Regions from separate parts of the Homo sapiens genome. Here regions 1 and 3 are each linked to region 2. Evidence: chromatin loops called from intact Hi-C (ENCODE). Cell type or tissue: OCI-LY7. All regions are shown on one strand. Region 1 has its middle 27 kb from the start of PTP4A1. Region 2 overlaps EYS (eyes shut homolog). Region 3 overlaps PHF3 (PHD finger protein 3).

Region 1 (8,000 bases), 160 kb after region 2:
CCCAAATTACTGGGATTGCAGGCGTGAGCCACTGTGCCTAGCCCTTTTTATTTTCGTACTTTTTGCTACGTGAATAGTGTTTCATAATGTACCCTTTTTATTTTCATACTTTTTGCTACGTGAATAGTGTTTCATAATGTAAAAAGATAAAAAGAAAAGTAACTAAAGAAGGTCCCAAGGGCAATTCTTTTTATTATTTCACTATTTTATTATTCTTTTTATTATTTCACTTTATTTTTTTCGTGATTGAAAAGTAACGGCCAGGCGCAGTGGCTCAGGCCTGTAATCCCAGCAGTTTGGGAGGCCGAGGTGGGTGAATCACCTAAGGTCAAGAATTCGAGACCAGCCTGGCCAACACGGTGAAACCCTGTGCCTAATAAAAATATAAAAATTTACTGGGCGTGGTTGCACACACCTGTAATCCCAGCTACTTGGGAGGCTGAGGCACGAGAATCACTTGAACCTGAGAGGTGGAGGTTGCAGTGAACCGAGATCATGCCACTGCACCCCAGCCTGGGTGATAGAGTGAGACTCCATCTCAGAAAACAACAACAACAAAAGAAAATTAATAAATGCTTTATTATAGAAAAATTTGAAGAGCACAAAACACAAAAAAAGACTAAAGGAAATAAGTCACTCATATTCCCATTCTAGAAGTTCTTATATTTCTGAAAGTGTAGCAAGATTCCAAAGCCACTGGAAAAAGTGAAAATTATAATAAAATCTAGTATATGCATCAATATTTTGATGCTTATTTAACTGTAATATTCTACTGATATATTGTGGTTTGCCTATAGTATATGGCCCATAAAATTGGTATATTAGATAGGCAATAAAGTGACTGCTATGGTTTGCAGGGACCTTTATCAAAATAAAACTCATTAATTCCAGTTATTTTCAAATAGGAATAGAGAGGGGATTGGTGGGAGTTTACAGACATGGGCATGGCTATTGTTGGTTGGATGTGGAGCCTTAGAAAAAACACACTGTCTTTCATTTGTCTTATTACTCACCAGTGGATATTTATAACAATGAAGATGAAATTCGGTTTAAACAGTGCTGAGGACAATTCAGAAGCACTAAAAACAAAATACATGTTAAAGGGTAGGTGCAGTGTGGCAGATTATATTTTCCAAATGTGGCCACAACAGTATCTTTTATCTCACCTCTCTTCTTACCATACATTTTCTTTCTTCCCATTGAGAGATGGGGTGTAGGTTATGACTTCTCCTCTCCAACCTGGGCAAGTCTTTGTGACTGCCTTGACCAAAAGCATATGGCAGAGGGATGCCATGTGACATCTAAGGATAGGTAATAAATATGCCACATGTTCACCTTGATCTCTAAGGATCACACTGAGGGATGCCACCCACATATAAGCAGCCTAAATATTCTGAGGCTGCCATACTTTGAGGAAGCCTAAAGTAGCTCATATAAAGAGACCCTGAGACTACTTGGAGAGAGATGCTTGACCTGCCCCCAGTTGCTTCAGCCCTTCATTGGTACAGTCAGTGTCTCACTACAATTGCATTAGAAACCCAAGCCAGAACCATCTAACCAAGGCTTTCCTGAATTTCTGACCCACAGAAACCATGAGAGATAAGGAAATGATTGTTGTTTTAAGCCATTAAGTTTTGGAGTGTTTTCTTAATACCACAATACATAAGTGAAACATGTAGAAAAGAGGATAGAAGAGTGAGTATAGTTAAAAATAATTTATTGTGTATTTCAAAATAGCTGCACAAGAAGATTTGAAATGTTCTCAACATAAAGAAATGATAAATGTTTGAGGTGATGGATATCCTGATTACCCTGATTTGATCATTATACATTATATGCATGCATCAAAATATCACATGGACCCTATAAATATGTACAATTATTATGTATCAATTTTTTTAAAACTATAAAACAGGCCATGCAAGGCAGCTCACACCTGTAATCCCAGCACTCTGGGAGGCTGAGGAGGGAGGAACACTTGAGCCCAGGAGTTTGAGACCAGCCTGGGCAACATAGTGAGACCCCATCTCTACAAAAAATAAAAAATTAGCTGGGTGTGGTGGTGTGTGCCTGTAGTCCCATCTACCCAGGAGGCTGAGCCAGGAGGATTGCTTGGGCCCAGGAGATGGAGACTGCAGTGAGCTATGATCTCACCACTGCACTTCAGCCTGGGTGACAGAGATAGATCCTGTCTTAAGGAAAAAAAAAAAAAATTGCTTCTCCTTCTCTGACTTGTCCTCTTTCACTCTCACTCTCCAATGAAAAACAAACAAAAAAGAGTTTGGGATCAGTTGCTAGCCTCCAGATTCTGAAATTTTGTTAGTACCAATTGGAAGCTTCCAGTTTCTTCTTTCCACATACATAGTCCCTTGGGTCTGGTCTCTGGTAGTGTTTTGTACCTCAAGAGGGAACAATTAACGTTAGTTGAACAGATGACTATTCTGCAGCAGCTGAGCATTCTTACCCTGGGTTTTCACCTGGCCAACATGGTGAAATTCCGCCTCTACTAAAATTACAAAAAAAAATTAGCCAGGTGTGGTAGCGGTGCCTGTAATCCCAGCTACTCAGGAGGCTGAGGCAGGAGAATCGCTTCAACCCGGGAGGTGGAGGTTTCGGTGAGCCGAGGTCACGCCACTGCACTCCAGCCTGACAGACAGAGTGAGACTCTGTGTTACAAAAAAAAAAAAAAAAAAAGGCCAGGCATGGTGGCTCATGCCTGTAATCCCAGCACTTTGGGAGGCCGAGGCAGGCGGATCACGAGGTCAAGAGATCGAGACCATCCTGGGCAACATGGTGAAACCCCCGTCTCTACTAAAAATACAAAAATTAGCTGGGCATGGTGGTGGGTGCCTGTAGTCCCAGCTACTCTGGAGGCTGAGGCAGGAGAATCGCTTGAACCCAGGAGGCGGAGGTTGCAATGAGCCAAGATCATACCACTGCACTCCAGCCTGGGCGACAGAGCTCGACAGAGTGAGACTCCGTCTCAAAATGATAGCAATAATAATAACACAATTTTTAAAAATGTTGGGTTTTCATAAAGTGAACCAACATTGGACGCCCTTGTATTCTCTTCATTGTTCTTCCCACAAACAGGAAGTATACTTACTTTGTAAGGCAGTACAGAATACTCTTCCCCTTAGAGCTTTGCCTAAAAGCTTTACTAGTTTCACTTTTTGAGTCATGACGTTTTCTTCTTGGCATAAATGATAATGTGCTGTCTTCAAAATACTAGACTACGTCTCTGAATTTTTTATCCACTGTATAGTTGAAGAACAAGTGTGATTAGTTTTGAGGTATTGCATATCATATAGTCCTAGGAATTACTTCTATATAGTATTATTATCATTCTTCAAATCTTGGAATTACTACCTTTAAAGGAAGAATAGAAAGCAGGATTTCCAAGGAGGAAGGATTAAAAATCAATTGGAAAATAACCAAATCAAACGTTAAAAAAAAAATTAAAACATTCATTTAACTAAAATTAGTGCAATAAATAACTGGGTAAATTTCCAAGAGTATTTGTCTAATAAAATCCATTATTACTCTTGTTTGTAAATCAAAAAACCCCAGTTTAGGGAACTAGTTTGGGCAAAAAATGGGGATTTGTTGGCTCATTTAAACAAACCCTGGCTGAGCACGGTGGCTCACGCCTGTAATCCCAGCACTTTGGGAGGCCGAGGAGGGCAGATCACCAGAGGTCGGGAGTTCAAGACTAGCTTGACCAACATGGTGAAACCCTGTCTCTACTAAAAATACAAAAATTAGCTGAGCGTTGTGGCATGTGCCTGTAATCCCAGCTACTCAGGAGGCTGAGACAGGATAATTGCTTGAACCCGGGAGGCGGAGGTGGCAGTGAGCCGAGATGTCACCATTGTACTCCAGCCTGGGCAACAGAGTGAGACACTGTCTCAAAAACCAAACCAAATAAAACCAAAAAACCCTATTAAGATCAGCAGTACAGTTAGCATCAAAGGTATCTGGAACCAGGAACTCAAACGTATTGCAGTCTTTCTCCCTTGTACCGTCTCTCCCCGCTTTTTTCTCTCTTTCCCCGTTTTTTGGTTTGCTTCTCTCTACTTTTTAACCTCAACACATTTAAAAGTAGAAGTTTCCTGTTTTTAATTCCTACTTCAGTCTGTTTTTCCTATCTATTGAATGTTTTAATTCCCATCAATCTTTATTTTTAACATCAATCTGCTTCTTCAAATTTTAATTTTTTAAATCCTTCTTAGCCTTTGAATTTTTGTCCCTAACCTTTACTCTTTGTCGATAGTGTGTGCTTATTACCAATTTATCTCTGTAAGAGGGAAGTACCAGAACTTAAAAAGAAGCATGGGCCTACAAATGTAAAGAAATTGATTTGCATTTATAAATAATGGAGACGGCAAGGTTCTGAGAAGTACTCAGCTGGTATTATCTCAAACTTGACTTTATTGATGATTTTTAACCACGAAATTTAGACTTTCCATAAGGATTATAACTTGCTTGTTTATCCCATTTCTTGGCTAAGGATGGGAACTACATTTCCCAGAATCCTCTTCCCTATATGGTTCTAGGTTAGAATTGAACAAAAGAGGAATGTGTATGAGATTTGAAAAGTGAATGAAACTGAAGCGACTGTGCTCAAAAGGTCATTGCTGTGAAACCGGGCGACAGGTAGAGACAGATGCTGCGAGTCCCAGCTTGTCCTGCTGTTCTCCATTCTGTGTCTTGCCTCTCTTGCCACCTGCTGGTTCGGCTGATCAATAACAGCCCCTGACCCAGGGTGTAGGCGATAGCTACACAAAGACGAACCTTTCCCCAGAGATGGCAATTTCGAGACCCTCCATGAATACGCTCTTTGCAGTCCCACTTTGGCAACTGGTCACGCTTGATTTCCTGGATTTCTCGGCCAGCTGCAGTTTGTTACTCACATCAGTGCTTCAGTGGACTCTTCAGCCTATTTCTCTGATTCTCTGACTCTCCCTTCCAGACCTTCACTTTTGCAACTCTTTTCATATTCGTGTAAGTCCTAATTCCTATAGTAAATTAGTTATTCTCATTATCATTACAGTGTCTCTTGGAACTCTTCGATCTTCGTGCTCGGCTGTCTTTATTGCTTCAGGTGTCTTCCCTGATAGTTGCAAATGGCCACCACAACCGAGCGTTCCCTACTCACCTGACGTTGCTCCAAGCAGCAAGCAAGCGCACGGGTACTTACAAGTCTTTCTCCATACAATCTTCTCTTGTTTCAGGAAAGAATGTTGTTTTTACCAGAAGCCTCTAACAGAATTCCCCTCTAAGTCTCCTAGGTCAGATCAGGCATCTTCCCCTGGTCACTGATAAAGGAGCTAAATTGCCATGATTGGCTCAGACTTGTGGTCCTGTCCTTGGCTGCACAACAGGGAACATTTTAAAACGTATTTGCACCCGCACCCAACTTGCAACGATTCTGATCGAATTGTTTTGGGGTGGTGCTGTGGCTCAATATTTGTAAAATGCTTTCGCAGAGATTATAATGTGCAGCCAGGGTTGAGAACCACTGCTTGGATCAAACATGATTCATTCTCTTAATATTTCACAGTGCCTGAGCAAATCAGTGTTCTGTATAAGGAAGAAGGTAGAAATGCTGAGGGATTGGCAATCAAGATTTATTCATCCAAATTATCTCATTCAAGCATGACCGATGGAATAGATGGAAATATGACTAAATTTCCCACTTGATTTTCATCATCTAACATCACTAAGAGTTACCAGAGTTTAAACAAGTTATTTGACTAAATCTAGGAATAATAATACAACAGCTATTCTCTATTCCTTAGTTACTGGAAGTAAAGCCATTCTGAATGAGCTACTAAACCACGTGGCACAGAGCTCAAGAAATAACTATTCCTTTGTGGGGCACCTAATGAATTAGCCTTATTTAATTACTTATATAATTAATTGCATGATTAATATAATTAATTATATAATTAATTGCATGATTAATATAATTAATTATATAATTAATTGCATGATTAATATAATTAATTATGGGGGTGGGAACATGGAGAGATGGTCAAAGGGTACAAAGTTTCAGTTAGAAAACATGTTTTTGAGATATATCGCACAGCATGGTGACTATAGTTAATAATGTATCTTTCAAAATTGCTAACAGGGCAAATTTTAAATATACCACAAAAAATGGTAAGTATGTGAGGTGATGGATTTAATTAGCTTAATTTAATCATTTTACAATACGTAGATATATCAAAACATCACATTGTACCCCACAAATATATATAATTGTCAATTAAAAACAATTAAAATCTTTAAAAAAATCCCTGTAGTTCTGAATTTGAGTTGGAAGTATCAGTATGATATTGTAACATTATTTTTTTTTTGTATTTTCATTATAATTAATTTTTTTTTTTTTTGTGAGAGAGGGTCTCACTTTGTCACCCAGGCTGGAGTGCAGTGGCAAGGATCTCAGCTCACTGCAACCACCCCCTCCTGTGTTCAAGCGATTCTCAAGGCTCAGCTCTCTGAGTAGCTGGGATTACAGTTGCACATCACCATGCTCAGCTAATTTTTGTATTTTTAGTAGAGATGGGGTTTTATCATGTTGGCCAGGCTGGTCTCGAACTCCTGACCTCAAGTGATCTGCCTGCCTTGACCTCCCAAATTGTTGGGATTACAGGCATGAGCCACAGCACCCAGTCTCAGTATAGTTTATTTTATACTACAGTTTAATTATCTTTATAGTGCACTTATTTTTTTCCACTTATTTTTTGAGACTGGATCTCCCTCTATCGCCCAGCCTGGAGTACAGTGTTGCAATCTTGGCTCACTGCAACTTCTGCCTCCCAGGCTCAAGCTGTCCTCCCACTTTAGCCTCCATAATAGCTGGGACTATAGGCACAGACCACCATGCCCATCTAAGTTTTGTATTTTTTGTAGAGAGGGGTTTTGCCATGTTGCCCAGGCTGGTCTTGAACTCCTGGTCTCAAGCCATCTGCCTACATCAGCCTCCCAAAGTGCTGGGATTACGGGAGTGAGCCACCATGCCTGGCCAGTATAATGCACTTACTTCTTAAACTCTGACTTTCTTTCTGCCACTTTTGCTTATAATTACATAATTTTTTGATATAATATTATAATATTTACCCTTAGGAGAGATCAGAATCATACATCACTCCTCACAGAAATTGAGAGACTTTTTTCCTGTTAAACAGCATGTTTTAGTGATTTCTCTATTGCCATGGTAAGGCAAGCCAGGTTAAATCAGAGGAGAATGTTTAAGGGAATGTTCCTGAAAATTGTCTTATTTCTTATCTTCACTTTTGTGCATGGATACAGAATTTGTGTCTATTTCATGAATTTCAGATTAACTTGTATAGAAAAGTCATTATGATGTTCTCTAAAATGCAAATGTGTTAGATTAATTTACAAACTATTTGAAAAGTTAGGCATTTCCTTCATTCTCCTTTCATTTAAAATTATTGCAAAAGCATAGAAATATTCAGATCATGTGGAGTATGTACATCCAAAATAGATAATTTAAAAAATTATCTTGATTCTGCCATTGGAATTTTTAAAACAACTTTACTGAGGTATAATTCACATACTGTATGGTTCGTCCATTTACAGTGTACAACTCAATGTCTCCCACAATATTCACAAAGTTGTGTAACCACCACCACAATCAATATTAGAATATTTTCATCACCCCGAAAAGAAATTCTGCATCTCTTAGCCATCACGGCCGCCCTCTTCCATGTTCCTTCACTTTCACCATTCCTAGGCAAACACCATCTACTTTTTGTGTCCATAGATTTGTCTGTTCTGGACATTTCATATAGATAAAGTCATACAAAATGTAGTTTTCTTTTTTAAAATTGTATTTTATTGGCCGAGCGAGGTGGCTCATGCCTGTAATCCCAGAACTTTGGGAGGCCGAGGCAGGTGGATCACCTGAGGTCAGGAGTTCAAGACCAGCCTGACCAACATGGCGAAATCCTGCCTCTACTAAAAAAACAAAA
Region 2 (8,000 bases):
TGTTTCTGCACCAGTGCCATGCTATTTTGGTTACTGTAGGCTTGTAGTATAGTTTGAAGTTAGGGAGTGTGATGTCTCCGGCCTTGTTCTTTTTGCTTAGGATCATTTCAGCTATTTAGCCTCTTTTTTGTTTCCATATGAATTTTAGAATATTTTAATTCTGTGAAAAATTATGTTGGTAGTTTGATAGGAATAACATTGAATCTGTAAATTGTTTTTGTCAGTATAGCCATTTTAACCATATTGATTCTTCCTTTCCATGAGCAGGAAATCTTTTTTCATTTGTTTGTGTTATCTCTGATTTCCTTTATCAGTGTTTTGTAATTCTCATTGTAAAGATCTTTCACCTCCTTGGTTCCGTATTCCTAGGTACTTTATTCTTTTTGTGGCTACTGTAAATGGGATTTCATTCTTGCTTTGGTTCTCACCTTGGATGTAATTGGTGTATAGGCATGCTACTGATTTTTGTACAGCGATTTTATATTCTGAAATTTTACTGAAGTTATTTATGAGTTCTAAGAGCCTTTTGGCAGAGGCCATGGGATTTTCTCAGTATAGAATAGTATCATCTGCAAGGAGAGATAGCTTGAATTCCTCTCTTTCTATCTGGATATCTTTTCTTCTTTCTCTTGCCTGATTGCTTGGGCTAGCACTTCCATTACTGTGTTGAATAGGAGTGGTGAGAGTGGGCATCCTTGTCTTGTTGCAGTTCTCAAGGGGAATGGTTCGATCTTTCACCCGTTCAGGATGATGTTGGGCTGTGGATTTGTCATAGACTGCTCTCATTATTTTGAAGTATGTTCCTTCAATGCCTAATTGTTGAGGGTTTTTAACACAAAAGAAAGTTGAATTTTATCAAAGTCTTTTCTGCATCTATTGAGGACATGATATGGTTTTTGCTTTTAATTCTATTTATGTGGTGAATCAAATTTATCAATTTGTGTATGTTGAACCAGTCTCCATCCCAGGAATAAAGCTTATAAAAGTGGATTCTTTATGTTTTCCCTTTACTATATTGCTATCCAGTTGTCCCTATTTCACTAACAACACCATACTCTTTCATGGTCCCAACATTTCCACAGGATTGAGAGACATAAAATGGTGACTAAAAGGTGGATTTCCTCGCTCATTAGCAGACTTAACCTCTCTCTTCCTTAGATTCCTTCTCTGAAAAATGAGGATGATGCTAGTACCCTTCTTATAACATAATAGAGAAACTAGAAAGGTTAGAAGACTGCCTGGCACATGGTAAGTGACAAATAATGTTTGTCATTACTATAATTTTTCCTCTTTCATACTAACACACTTACCAAAGCCTTGAAAATGCCTCTCACATCTACTTCAACCTCTGCATCCCCACAGCAATTTTCCTATTCAGGACTTTTGCCTCCATCTGCTTTCTTATCCCAGCCATGACCTATTATATTTATTCATTTGTGTGTTTATTCCATGAATAGTCAATGAAAACTTACAATAAACCAAGAACTGTTTGGGGCCTTGAGACAATAATAAAAAACAAAACAGACCCTATCTCTGCTCTTACGGAATTAATGGTCTAGAGTGCCGGGGTCAGAAAACTATGGTAGATGGGCCAAATCTGGCCTACCACCTATTTGTGTAACTAAAATTCATTGGAATACAGCCACACCCATTTGTGTGTTTTCTGTGGCTGCTTTCAACAATGGCAGAGTTCGGTTATTGCAACAGTGTCTATATGGCCCACAAAGCAAAACTGTAAACTGCCTTGCCCTTTACAGAAAAAGGTTGCTGGCCCCTTTTCTAGTAGCAAAAAAAATATGCTAAGATCTCACTAAGATTAAAATTACGTCACCAGAGAGCTTATTGTTACACTATGCAGTCATCCTACACATAACAGATCAATATTCTTAAAATGTGCCTCCTCATTTGTGTCATTTTCTATACACCTGTCATGTCACTTGAAAGTTGAACTGAAGCCAGGCACAGAAAGGCAAACATCACATATTCTCACTTATTTGTGGGTTCTAAAAATCAAAACAGTTGAACTCATGGAGATAGAGAGCAGAAGGATGGTCACTAGAGGCTGAGAACGGTGGTAGGTAACAGGGAGGTGGGGATGGTTAATGGGTACAAAAAACTAGTGAGAATGAATGAGCAAGGACTAGTATTGGATAGCACAACAGGGTGACTATAGTCAATAATAATTTAATTGTACATTTTAAAATAACTAAGGAAGTATAATTGGATTGTTTGTAACACAAAGGATAAATGCTTGAGGGTATGGATACCCTATTTTCCATGATGTGATCATCACACATTGCCTGCCTATACCAAAACATGTCATGTACCCCAGAAATATGTACACCTACTATGTACCCACAAAAGTTAATAAATAGTTTTAAAAAAAAAAAAGTTGAACTGCCTGAGCCTGCTGTTCAAAGTCCTTTGACACCTCCTTTCAGTGCATACATTTATACGGGCAAATCTCACTCTGGCGGCCTTTCCTAAGCCTTCCCTAAGTAATTCACTAAAATTACTTAGATGCCCATCCACAGGATACCATAATACCCATTTTAGAACTTGTCCCATTTTATTAAAATTGTCTCCTTACTAATCTGATTTCTCCAAAATACAGAAGTCCATGAGGTCAAAAATGGAGCCTCCTGTGTTGTAGAATCTCAGTATCAAGCACAATACTATGCTCAATCCTAAGATAAGCACAGACAGCTAGCCTGTAAAAAATAATAAACATTCTTTAAATAGATACCTACCTCTGTTTTGTTTTTACATTGCCCATTATATAGACACCTCACCTCACACACATACTTCTACAAAATCTACTCCTCCTCAGGGCAGAGTAGTATATGTGGTTAAGGGAAGAAATATTAATGAATTAACATCAAGGGTTAGAAAAATATCACCCAAAGTAGAGAATAACTAATGAAGGCTTGAAATTTTTTTATTATCTCTATTTCACAGGGTGCTATAGAAACCAAGGAACAAAAAGAAAAATCTGACCTTGCACAAAATCATTCTCATTAGAATTATATAATAACTAATTATATATTAAACATATAGCTAATTGTTTCAGACCTAAAAATTCTGAGACAAACTATATGAGGCTCCGATTTGTTATTTTTTCAAATAAGATTTTGGCATCTATATTAAATTATGCTTAATGTGATTTATCTACTTTAATATCCAAGCAAGTGTTTTATTCCCATAACACTATGCTATATACCTTAAATATATACAATAAAGTGTAAGTGAATTAAATAAAATATTTTACCATTGTGAGCTCTGTCTATAAGGCAGTGAGAATAATTTTAAGCTTTTTTCAAGTAGATATAAAATGAACCACTAGATGGCGCAATCGTCACTTTAAAAAGTAATGACAGCATCACGTTTAAAAATTCTTTAATAAGAATTTTTACTATAGTTTTATTTCTTTTGTGAAATTAGTTACTGATTTCCTTTTTTGTGTATGAGGTCTTTGTACATTCTATACTCTTTGTGATCTTCAAAAATAATCTTCAAAATATGCAATTTTGTAGCAGATTAATTCTGTATTTTGTTTGTCTCCATTTTAGAGAACCCTATACAATTTTCCGTTTTTTGCACAACTATTAATTTAGGTGTAACAAGCATATAAAAGTCTATGACATAAATAAAAGGTCTGGGAAGGTGTGATCAGCTGCTGTCCTCCAGCTTAACAGATTCTGATCCCTATACCTCATACCCATTCTAGAATGCGCTTTTTAGACTGGCACGGTGGTTTATTGCTCTCTGGCTCTGACAGGAATTTTAAGTTAACCCTTTCTCTCATGTACTCTTTAGTGTAGTGTTTTCAGAAGAAAGAAAGGGGGATGGTGGGGAGAGAAAGGGAAGGAAGAAAGGGAGAAAGGGAGAAAGGCAGGCAGGGAGTGAGGGAGGGAGGGAGGCCGGAGGGGGCAAAATAAACACACGGTGCCCTGACAAACAACAGTTTATCAAATATATATATATATATATATATATATATATAACAAGATATAACAATAAAATCTCAAATATTATTTATTTAAAGTTCATATATTGCATGGGACATGTATTAGTCCGTTCTCAGGCTGCTAATAAAGACATACTTGAAACTGGGTAATTTATAAAGGAAAGAGGTTTAATTGACTCACAGTTCAGCATGGCTGGGGAGGCCTCAGAAAACTTACATCATGGTGGAAGGGGAAGCAAACATGTCCTTCCTAACATGGTGGCAGGAAGGAGAAGAATGAGCGCCCATTGAAGAAGGAAGCCCCTTATAAAACCATCAGATCTCATGAGAACTAACTCATTACCATGAGAACAGGATGGGGGAAACCTCCCCCATGAGTCAATTTTCTCCACCTGGTCCCTCCCACAACACATGGGGATTATGCCAACTACAATTCAAGATGAGATTTGGGTGGGGACACAGCCAAACCATATCAGGACATACTTCTACTAAGAAAAGTTATTATTTAACTTATGTTTAAATTTAACTAGATGCTCTGCATTTTATCTGACAACTCTGCCTTTGATGGGTCTATCAGAAAGTTTTCTGCTGGGCTCCTCCCAATATCACTCTCTAAACCCAGACAAGGTGTCTCTTTCAGCTGAGTATTCCCCATTACCCCTCAGCTTCTGCTCTAGCCAGAAACCACTTACTGCCACTGTATCTTTAGCTAGAGGGACACCTCTTGGTCAAGATTCATTTTTATATGTCCTCAAGCTATTGTTCCTGACTATGAACATCCCTTTCCTGGGATTCACTCACGTTTGACTTGTCTCCAGTATGTTTGCAGCTCTTTTGGCAACCCCAGGAGCTGAGCCTGTGAGTTTGCCAATGCCAGGGAAAAACACACCAAGCTCTCCAAGTGGTCCTGCTGAATCTCTTTTCACTAGGCTTGAAGTTAGGAGACAGCAACACCATGCACAGCTTTTTCTTTAGGTGGTGGTGTGGGAGTTGGGAGAGAGACTTACAATGCAATTTTGTCTGAAGAAACAATTCTCAAAAAATTCTCTTTCAATTTTTACACTCTGAATCGTTTAAAGTCTTTGGTGTGGAGTCCAGTAATCCTATAACCAGTTATTAACTCTTTCCTTTGACAATTTAGGGTTTGAATCACAATTCATTTTGATCTCTTGGAACTTCAGTTAAAATTGACAAGTTAGCATCAGGGCAATACATAGTATGTATCCATCTCTAAACAAGTGCTCAAACCATGCGGCTTTCTCTCAACCCACAGCTGCAATTGTACCACTGGGTGGAAAGGATCATTCTGCACAGAGACAGTTTCTACCTGTGATCCTGAACATGACCCTCCACACCACTGTAGCAGAGGAGCAACCTGCATTTCATTACCTCATGGATACACCTGTTTCTGTCCTCTAGGAACCACTGGAATCTACTGTGAACAAGGTGAGGCAGAATTTCAAATCATTTTGCTGTCCACAAATATAACTAAAATTAGGAACTTCAAAGTCAGTTTTCTTTTTGAGAAGTAAAAAAGTACATATAATAAAATTCAAATCCACTGTCCTCTTTTTCTAGTATATTTGACATTATACTTCACAGATAGACTAGTACTTAAAATTCAGTAGTACAAAAAATATGGCTTTTAGTATTGCTTTAATTTATTAACTCTAAATTCTCTATTTTGTGTAGATGTTCTAAATGTTTTGTGCTAAATGCAGTTAAGTCAAGTGAGCTTAAGTTCATAACTCAGTTCCAGATCAAGACTTCATCTCTGGGAGCCTCTCCTATCTGTATTTTCCATCTCACTCAAAACTGTCAGAAATATCACAAGGCCATCAGCTTCAGAGGGAAATTAGAGAGGAGAAATGGCCCCAAGTCAAGTAGTAACAGTAAGAAGCAACAGTGTCCTAACTACTGGGGCAACTTATGGTAGTGCCTCTAAAAGAGCTCAGCAATCTCTGGGTGCTCCCAAGCTGGGCTGTGGCTAAGGGATAATGGTATTTCTAGATCTGAGCTACCTTCTCTTTAATACCTGGCTGGGACTTCCAGAATAGCATTAGGGAATCCAGGAAACTCCCAGTTAAGGAAGTTGGAGAGATTAAGCCAGGAAAATAAAGGGACATAAGGACCCACCTGCCATATCCTAGCTTCCTGAGACTGGACTATCTACTATTTCTCTATCCTGCCTCACCCACCACCCAGAAGATGAAGCTTTAGCTCTCTCTTCCCTATTTTAGAAACAGAGGCTGGGATAAAAAGAGTACAGGAGTCAATCACCAATTGTGCTATATCCACCTTTGCATTATTTGGATGTTTTATTGTAGTATCATATTCATATGTGTAAGAAAAAAATAATATTTCTAGATCACTTTATCAAATATATTAATGCAAACATTTTATTCCTATATTCCTTGATATTCTACTTAGGTTTAACTGTCCAAAAGTCAAAATTGTTAATAAATGGAAGACATTTGAGGGTTAGAATAATAGTAGTTTATGGGAAAAAATGTTTAATCATGTCTTAAGAGTGTGATTATGAAATAATGAGATGAAGTTTTGTATCTGGCTTACATAAATCAGTCTCTCATAGTGACATTAGGGATCAATCTTGATCTTTAAGAAATTGTGTTTCTTAATTCCTAGAATATGCCACACTCTTTCCTGGAGTAGAGATTTTGTGTTGCTTCCCTCTGCCTAGAATGCTTTCATCTTCTCCTCCATACCAGGTGCTATCACTTCACCTTGCTAATTTAGGGAAGCCTTTCCTGATTGTCTTTCATAGAACTGAGGGCAGTGACCATGTCTGTTGAGTATCTAGCATCCATCATATAGTGCAGAGCAAAAAAAAAAAAAAAATCGGTTAAATATTTAAACTTAATAGCAATAATAAAAACTGATTATGATGGTTTTCATAGAATAGTTCCTTAGTGAAAGGCAGAGTACTCAAAAATTAACCAAGATGAGTACCTTTATAACTCCCAAAGGAATAGCTTTTAGAAATGGAAATAAATAATATGACAAGTAACGTAAGGGCTAGTGAATTTAACAATAGGGCAAGCCACAGTTTTGATGCTTAAAGGCTCAGACAGTGAAAGTTTGAAAGATAGATTAACCCAAAATTTGTGTGGGTGTGTGGATGTATATAAATAGATTATATAGAGGGCAGATGAAGATAGATGAATGGATGTATAGATAGAAGATTAGATAGATAGATAGATAGATAGATAGATAGATAGATAGATAGATAGATAGATATACATACATACATACATATGTACATAGATATTGGAATAGTCAGAGTAATGAGATTTTACAGAAAGAAAGTCTAGAAGATTTCATTAAAGGTGCCAGAAAATGGGTGACATCCACATAGAATTCTAACACAAAGTTAACCAAAGATATACCTTGATATTCTATAAAATAACAATTTGGTTAGAATACTTTAGAATCCAGAGTACTCATTAAAATATTATACCAAGAATTCTGGTTCACACATTTTGCAAGATAGGCAATATGTCCAGTTACTTTTCTCATATACTCAAGTCTTGCTTATTTGCTCATTTATGTTATAGCTATCTTTCCTGTTATAACTTATGATTTACAACTATACATATAACCTCTCCTAAATCATAAAATCTCCTCTCAGTTTACTTTTTCCTCATATTATTGGTAAATTGCTTTTTTCATGGACTAGTTTAAATACTAAATTCTAGCTATTGTGCACCAATGACATATAGCAAGTTAGATTCCATAATGTGTGAGTTTTTTACTTTTAACCCAGCAAATATTGAAAATGTTTCCTTTTTTGTTTTCACATTTTTTCCATTCATAGTATAATTTTCTTTTCACTCATTTCTAATTCCATAAGATAAAGAAACCCACACACATGGTCATTTTGCATGAAACAGGCAAATGTTCAAACTACTTAAACATTTTTCTCATGCCAACAATTCTTTATGGTCCAACCAGTCCCTGATTTCCATTGAAACTGATTCTTACTAATGGAGATGTTCAATTCTTCAAGCCCTTC
Region 3 (8,000 bases), 74 kb after region 2:
AGGAACGCTATATAGTCAGACATATACTCAGGTTTTAAAATAGGGTACAATCAAAATAGTGCTTTTCTCTAGACTAAGAATCCTCTAATTTTTTATTTATTTGTCTGGTTTTTGTCTGCAACTAGACATTCTTGAGAGCAGGAATATACTTCAATATTATACACCCAAGGCACGTAGTGCTATGCCACACAACAGAAACTCAATAAATAGTTCAACATAAAAATCTAGGGATAAGAAAAGCAGATTCCATAAACTAACATCAGACAAGTCCAAGAGAGAGTCAACAGTTCACATCAAAAAGAAAAGGAAGCAGTGATCACTTGTATGGTGCACACATTTACAAAATCAGACTCACCTCAGATTCTTTTCTGATACAGACTGGATAAAGAGGTTCTCAAAATGTTAAAATTGTTAACGTTTTATGATGTCTTTTCATTTATTTATGAGACGGAGTTTCACTCTTTTGCCCAAGCTGGAATAAAGTGGCACAATCCCAGCTCACTACAACCTCCGTCAGGTTCAAGCGATTCTCCTGCCTCAGCCTCCCAAGCAGCTGGGATTACAGGCATGCACCACCATGCTCGGCTAATTTTTGTATTTTAGTAGAGACGGGGTTTCACCATGTTGCCCAGGCTGGTCTCAAACTCCTGGCCTCAGGCGATCCGCCCACCTCAGCCTCCCAAAGTGCTAGGATTACAGGTGTGAGCCACTGCACTCAGCCTTTATGATGTCTTTTTAAGCAAGACAGAGACAACTCAGCTATGGTCAATACAATGAGCTATATTTCTCATTGTACTGCATATGTATATGGCCAAGAAGCTGTACGTAAGAGGTGATTATTAATACTAGTTAATAATAAATAGAAGTTTTCCAAAGACATGCTATAAACTGTTCTCATTGTGGCTCTCAGATCCATATTATCAATTACTTTGATGATCAAATCAACAAAGTAATAACACGTATCAGAAGGACAGAATCTGATTTTCAAAAAGTCTTGACAGACAAAAAATATTAGATGCCACAAGGATATGACAAACTAGAACTTAATCCAGATTTGTCGTACAAGGAATGCCTGAAAGAAACGGATTTGTTAATAGGTAAGATTCTGGAGAACACATCCTCATGCTCTTCAATCTAAATTAACTTCCATATCGTGTTGCAGAGAAATTAAGTTTTAATAAGGAGGCTTCAATTCAGGGATGCAAATTTCAGCTCAAACTGATCAACTTTCTGACAATTAGATGCTTAAAAATGAAGATGTATCCCCTTGCAATGGATTTCAAACAGAAACTAGATCATCACTTCCTAGAAATGTTGTAAGGCATATTAATAAATCAAAATGATTGGACCAAAAGATTTCTAAAGCTCCAACTCTAAGATTCATGTTCTTTGCGTTTTGGATTATACTTGCCTAACCACATACATGTGTTGCCACTGTTTCTCCTCTCTATCAGTATTCTATAAGAATAACAAATTAACGACTAAAAAAGTGATAGGTAATAAAAAGGTAGACAATGAGGAAAGAAAATTTAATCAGATAAAATGCCGTGTCCTTTATACATTTCTCCTATTAAAGCCTAAATATCTTGAAATTTCTATTTAGAAAATACTTTCAGAAGGTAGTCAAAAAAATAATGCCAAATGGTCAAAGGGCTGGTAGATATTTATGGACTGAAAAGCTTTTTTAAAACAACTTAGCAAGCACAATTTACACTTAATGGCCACAAGATCCACACACATCCTACAACAGAAAATTCAAGTACCAAACTAGGGGCTAGAAATGGCAAAAAAGACTGTAAGAGATAAGGCCTGCATATTCTAAAAGTCACCATCTGATTTCACCAAGACTGACAAAAAATTTTAAATAAAAACCTATTCACTTTCATGGAAAACTAAATTTGAAAATGTAAAAGAACATTAAAACTTCTAAAGAGAAATTTCAAAATTATTGCAGTCAGTCCATACAAAAAGCTCTTAAATAAACAAAATAATGCATTAATGAAGAGCTCACCCGTTTTAAAATTTTGACCTTGTGCTTCACTGTATCATCTATATATTTGGTTCTATCATTTGTTGTGTGTTTTGATAATCCAAGCTTTTCACACTCCATTGTTTTATCTCCACTATGGAATTCAACTGTAGCTTGGTTTTCCAAAGTATCTGGATCTAGTATTTCAGTCTTTTTGTCTTCTTCAGCACAACATTTTACACAGACATATTCTTTGTCTTCCTCGCCCATCTGCTGTGCTTGAGAAAGACTTAACCCAACACAATCACCATGAAACCAGTCATCACATCTCCCACAGCCAACCATAAACCTGGAAAACAGAACACCAAAAAACTTTTATCCCTTTTTTTAACAAGAAAATCTATGTCAAAAATGAGGCTAAATTAAATTTTCAATATCTGATTTTCTGAAACTTTGCATGTTTTCCATCTCTATCCGTTCCATAAGTTCAACATACAGCAAGTTTTCAAAGAAAATAATATTCTATTAAAATGATACCTTTAAGACCTCAAATATTTCTCCTCTGGTATGAATGAGAAAATGCTGGGGGAGGGAGGGGACAATAAACCATCAGGAAGAAAAGACAACTGGCCTTTGTCAGTCTTGAATACTATAAACAATAACAAAGTATAGACTAACAATAAATTTATCCACTGAGAAGGGTGGTAAGATCTTGGTAATAATTTCATCACGGACAATCCATCAAAGTTACAGCTACCTACCTCACCACAGACGTGACATCACATATAAAATTGGGAAGAATTGTTTATCCAACAAATCGTTTTAAATAAAAGAAAAAACCAACAATAGTAACAAAAATGGAACTCAAAAACTAGCATGATGGAGCCTCTCAAACTGTTTATTAGCCACCTTACCTAGATAACCTCAAAATATTCTGGTTCATGGTGTCACGCTGATTCAGCTAAAGAATCTTTTTCTGTACTTTTAAGTTCAAAGGACTTCCTTACTAATGACCATGTGTTTTAGATAAATTTCTTTTTCCAAATAAAGATCACTATTCTATCTTAACATAAAAATATTAGTACTTGGGTTGGATTTAATTCCCAATCTCCTTATAAAAGTTTTCCCATCACTGTCTTTTAGCTAAGTAATAACTTCACTAACCAATAGGAAAAGTCCAGGGATGTGAAACGTATGACTCTAAAAAAGCTTCTATCTTTCCAGTTTAAAAGGAGTATCTATAACTACTTTTGAAAATAATAGCAAATGAGATATATACACAGCAATTTAATTTACCTGCTTTTTAACCCATGGTTAGGAAAGCTGCAATGCTTTCAGACAACCATCCTTAACTTTGTCCTTTTTTCATCTTCAGGCTAGCAATTTATGATACAGCTGAAAGACTTAGAAGGATTTAGGTATGTACTTTAACAATCTAAAGACCGTGCTACTGATTTTGATAATAGTGGCACCACCAATAGTACCAAGCTCCTTTCAAAAAGCTGTAATCCAAGAGAGAGGATATTGAAGGTAACACACTGGGTGATATGGTCAATTCAAAATATACCAGAGGTACTGTTTTAATGTTAAAACTGTAAAAACTACAAGAGTGAGTTCCAATCCTTACAGTGTTTTTAAAGTCTTGCCAAATACCTCATTCCTCAATAACAGCACTTCCTTTTCTTCTTCCTCATGTGCCTATTGTGTATAAAACCACTACTATGCCTTGAGACTTGACTTCATCACATCTATAACTTATCATTCTTTATCCTTGCTGGTAATACCTGTGCTAGCTTTAGCAGGTTAAGTCCTCATTTCCCTAGGGATTAATTTGGTTTAAAAAAATAATATAGAATATTTGGGGTTGACAAGCAAGAAAACTTTCGAACAATGTTAACACACGTTTAGAAGACAGAAATAATTCCTACAGGTTTGAGATTTTTGATGGGCCCATAATGATACAGATATTCTAGCAAAAGTGGAATAAAGCTTGAAATGCAGGTGTTTAAAAGTTCTCCCACTTCGAGTTGCAAAGCTAAAATATTAAAAATGATTATTTGTAATGAGCATTGTAGCTTTCCTAACAATGGGCTAACTGCTATTTCTTGAAAGCAACTGTCTAACATGAATGTTTCTGAAATGCTGAAGGAAAGCTAATGATTTCCCTTTACTTCCACAATCAAAGGTATATTAAGATTTCTTCAAAGCAAGTCTGGGATAGTTTCAGTGAGACATGACTTAAAAACCTACAGTACAAATAATGCTATTGTTCCAAATCCAAACCTAAAGGTCAAAATATAAAGCACATATTAAGGAATTTTCACATTTTTATTTCACAACCAGGGAAGAGTGGTTTGATGATCGTGAAATTTATCAAGCAATTCTTTCAATAAGCCTCATTTCAAGTTGGAAATGTCTCATTCAAACTTGAGAGGCTATAAAAAGCAAAACTCTAGTGCCATCTACAGATGTATCTTAATAGTTTATATTTTAGGTTAAAAAATGCAGTTTTAAGAGTTTTTGAGAGAGAGAAAAGACTCACTCTTCTAAGATCAGAGAATTCTACGTCACATAAACATTAAATCATTTTTGTTACTAACAATCTGCAGAGAAAAATAGAATCATTTGTTCTAGAAGAAAATTTCTTCTCAGAAGTTTTCTTGTTTGAAAGCTATAAATCCATTTTCTAAGTCTGTTTGTTTTTTAAATATTATCTGATATACTAGTCTTCTACAATTGGGGCCAAGAAAGTGTAATGCAAACTAAAAACTCAAGCATCTTCTGGAGAAGTAGAAAAACAGAAACCACAAGGTAAATAACATGAAAAAACTAAGACTTCCTCCTTACAAAATGCCAACTGACTTACGTTTAAAAGAAGTTCAAAAGTTGCATTAATTTTAAAAATCAGAGGATTAAATAATCTGGTCTTTAAAATCATACACCTTTGATGTAAGTTTGAATCAGGAAAATAAAAGGAAGCAATAAAAATCTAGCATATGTTGCTTCTTTAAGGGTCTACTGTCTTTAGGATATGCATAGAAGTTGCTTATGATTAATATCACATCTAGCCATGACACAGCTATATTACAAAATATAATTTCCAACTGGGAGCACACACAAGGAAACTAACTTCAACTGCAATACGTAAAATGATAAAGCGTTTATATAGTCTTTACAGAGGCAAAGCTGTTGCAAATGCTAGAAAATGTGTCATATTAACAAACAGCTTTCAATGTATCTAGTGCATGAAATCAAAGAGAAGGATCAAAATTATTTCCAAACATGCCCTTTCTAATAAATTTATATTCTTACACAAGGATTAGAATAGGAAAATTGCAACCTGCATGACAGGTGCATTTTCTGAGTAAACGAAATGTATACAAGCACAATGTATCAAAGTAGTAGAATCACAGTAGTAGTGAAGGCTAGTTAATATGTAAAAACAACAATCAGCTGGGCGCCATGGCTTGTGCCTGTAATCCCAGCACTTTGGGAGGCTGAGGCGGGCGGATCACCTGAATTCAGGAGTTCGAGACCAGCCTGGCCAACACGGTGAAACCCCATCTCTACAAAAAATACAAAATAAGCTGGGCATGGTGGCATTTGCCCGTAATCCCAGCTACTTGGGAGGCCGAGGCAGGAGAATCACTTGAACTCAGGAGGTGGAGGTTTCAGTCAGCCAAGATCACACCACTGCTCTCCACCCCTGGGCAACAGTGAGACTTTGTCTTAAAAACAAGAGAAGAGGAGGGGAGGGGAAGGGAGGGGGAAGGGGAGGGGGAGGAGGGGAACGGAAGGGGAAGGGGAGGGGGGAGGAGGGGAGGGGGGAGGAGGGGAAGGGGGGAGGGGAGGGGGAGGGGAGGGGAAAAAAACAATTACATAGGCTTTTTTTTTTTTTTTGAGACGGAGTCTTGCTCTGTCACCCAGGCTGAAGTGGAGTAGCATGATCTCGGCTCACTGCAAGCTCCGCCTCCCGGGTTCACGCGCCATTCCCCTGCCTCAGCCTCCCAAGTAGCTGGGACTACAGGCGCCCGCCAGCACGCCCAGCTAATTTTTTGTATTTTTAGTAGAGACGGGGTTTCACCGTGTTAGCCAGGAAGGCTTTAATTCACAAAATTGAAGTAATCGAAAATTCTGCTTCCATAATTGTTTCCAATGTTAAATTATTCACATCAATTACAGAGTGTAAACCCAAAATCTCTATGCACCTGACATTCTAAGTCATTCTACAGACTTGAGCAAAAACACTCTAGATTCTATACAGTAGATCCAAAAGGTGGCAGCAAGTAAACAACAACAAAGGGACTAACACCTACTCTTAATTTAGGAAAATTATTAAATGTTGGTGAAGCATGAGTCATCATTAAAAAGCCTGGGCAAACTCCTGAAGACTGGACTGGAACTTTATCTACAAGGTTAGTACGTTACATTATAACTTACTAACATGGCTTCCAACTCTATGCCAAAGTTTCATGTTAGAAATTCATTTACTTAAGGCACCTATTCCATCTCTCTGTCCACATGATAATTTTTTAAAGATTCTGGCAGAGAGAAAAAGGCTGGTTTAAAGGAGCACTTAAAAGCACCACCTAACTCTTAATTCTCTTTTGCCTGAAAACAGCAGGCCCACTTCAGAATATTTGAGTAATGTGTTCATTTATTTATGGAGACAGTCTCACTTCGTCACCAGCTAGAGTGCAGTGGCTCAATGTCGGCTCACTGCAACCTCCATTTCTCAGGTTCAAGTGATTCTCATGCCTCAGTCTCCCACATAGCTGGGATTATATGCATGCACCAGCACACCCAGCTAACTTTTGTATTTTTAGTAGAGACGGGGTTTCACCATGTTGGCCAGGCTGGTCTCGAACTCCTGACCTCAAGTGATCTGCCTACCGCCCACCTCAGCCTCCCAAAGTGCTGGGATTACAGGCATGCGACTGCGCCTGGCTGAGTAAGGTGTTTTAAATAAAAAAACCATATAATTAAGAGCATGTAAGTGACAGTGAATGTAGCACTGTATTCAAACAAGTGACAACTTTTAAAAACTGGAATATATTGTTATAAACTAACCCTTGACGCTAAAAATAGGCCACGGGCTGGATCACAAATGAAGAAATACTTTGACATAAAACTTATTTTACACAATAGCCCCAACATCTCCTTTCCGATCTCCCCAATCACCCTAACACCACCAAAATAATATGTTACAACACACTTTACTAAATTGTCCCTCCCTAAAGAGCTTCATTTTTATGTACTAAGATAGTGCTGGGAAAAATCACTCTAGCACACTTTCATGAATAAGGATAAGAAGAATATAATATACAAATTATAATGTTCTTTTATCATATCAGCATTGAAAGAAGTTCCAACAGCAATATGAACACTTGAACAGAATAATCTGGTAGCTGCAAACTCCACTTCATCTCTTGCTTTCCTTTTCTTAAAAAGCTAACAAAAAACACATTGGGGATTGAGGGGTGCAGTGTCATAAAACTACAAATCACTGAATACTAGAAAGAATGATGAAAGTCAGTGCTAAAATCATCTCAAATTTTAAAAAGACTAGAATTCACAAAAAATTATTTAAAACATTCAAAAAAAGAAATACGTTTTTCACTCTATTTCATGTTGACCTGGGTAATCTAACAATTGTTTAGCTGTCAAATTTCACTGCAAGATAAAGTTTGATAGTTATGAAATGGTGTTCTTTAATATGTTTCATTTTAAGAAAAAAAAAAACTTCAAAAGAAAAATAGAATTTCCATTATGACCTTCATACTTTATTACTAGTTCTTCTCACACCAAATGAATTAATATATAACTTACAGACCCAAAGCAGTATAACAATTTTCCAATTACCAGGAAGTGTTTGGCTTTTTTGCAGATGCAGTGGCTAAATTACACTGTCTAACCTGTGACAATGACAAAATATTTCCATGTATGTCAGCTGTTGGCCAGACTATGCTTTTTTAAATGTTCTAGGATGATATATTTGTAAATTCAGTAGATCCATCTTTCTATCATTTAT

Evidence for each region. A loop is a pair of places that touch in the nucleus more often than their neighbours do. Peaks named below come from ENCODE experiments on the same cell type or tissue, not always from the same donor. Only the 100,000 strongest peaks of a DNase experiment are listed, where the experiment ranks them.
Region 1: a loop joins it to region 2, with 9 times the contacts of the local background. A loop is called at or near these places in 101 of 110 quality-filtered maps.
Region 3: it touches region 2 in a loop (6-fold over the local background); 5 of 110 quality-filtered maps call a loop at or near these places.

The regions. Positions count from the first base shown.
Region 1 is chr6:63,595,476-63,603,475 of GRCh38, reverse strand. No RefSeq gene overlaps it. Among named protein-coding and RNA genes, the nearest start is that of PTP4A1, 27 kb to the right of the region's middle. RefSeq lists enhancers at 4,735-4,794, 4,875-5,034. In OCI-LY7, CTCF peaks have their summits at 4,529 and 4,729 (motif pointing left); a DNase peak (open chromatin) is centred at 4,705; H3K4me3 peaks cover 1,350 bases; H3K27ac peaks cover 676 bases.
Region 2 is chr6:63,759,874-63,767,873 of GRCh38, reverse strand. It overlaps EYS (eyes shut homolog), which reads left to right. Exons shown (of 43, transcript NM_001142800.2): 41 at 5,241-5,413. Among named protein-coding and RNA genes, the nearest start is that of SCAT8, 43 kb to the left of the region's middle. In OCI-LY7, CTCF peaks have their summits at 3,151 and 3,360 (motif pointing right); a DNase peak (open chromatin) is centred at 3,333.
Region 3 is chr6:63,686,055-63,694,054 of GRCh38, reverse strand. It overlaps PHF3 (PHD finger protein 3), which reads right to left. Exons shown (of 16, transcript NM_001370348.2): 5 at 2,012-2,318. Among named protein-coding and RNA genes, the nearest start is that of PHF3, 54 kb to the right of the region's middle. In OCI-LY7, CTCF peaks have their summits at 4,232 and 4,434; no DNase peak of the experiment used is centred here; H3K4me3 peaks cover 260 bases; H3K27ac peaks cover 2,408 bases.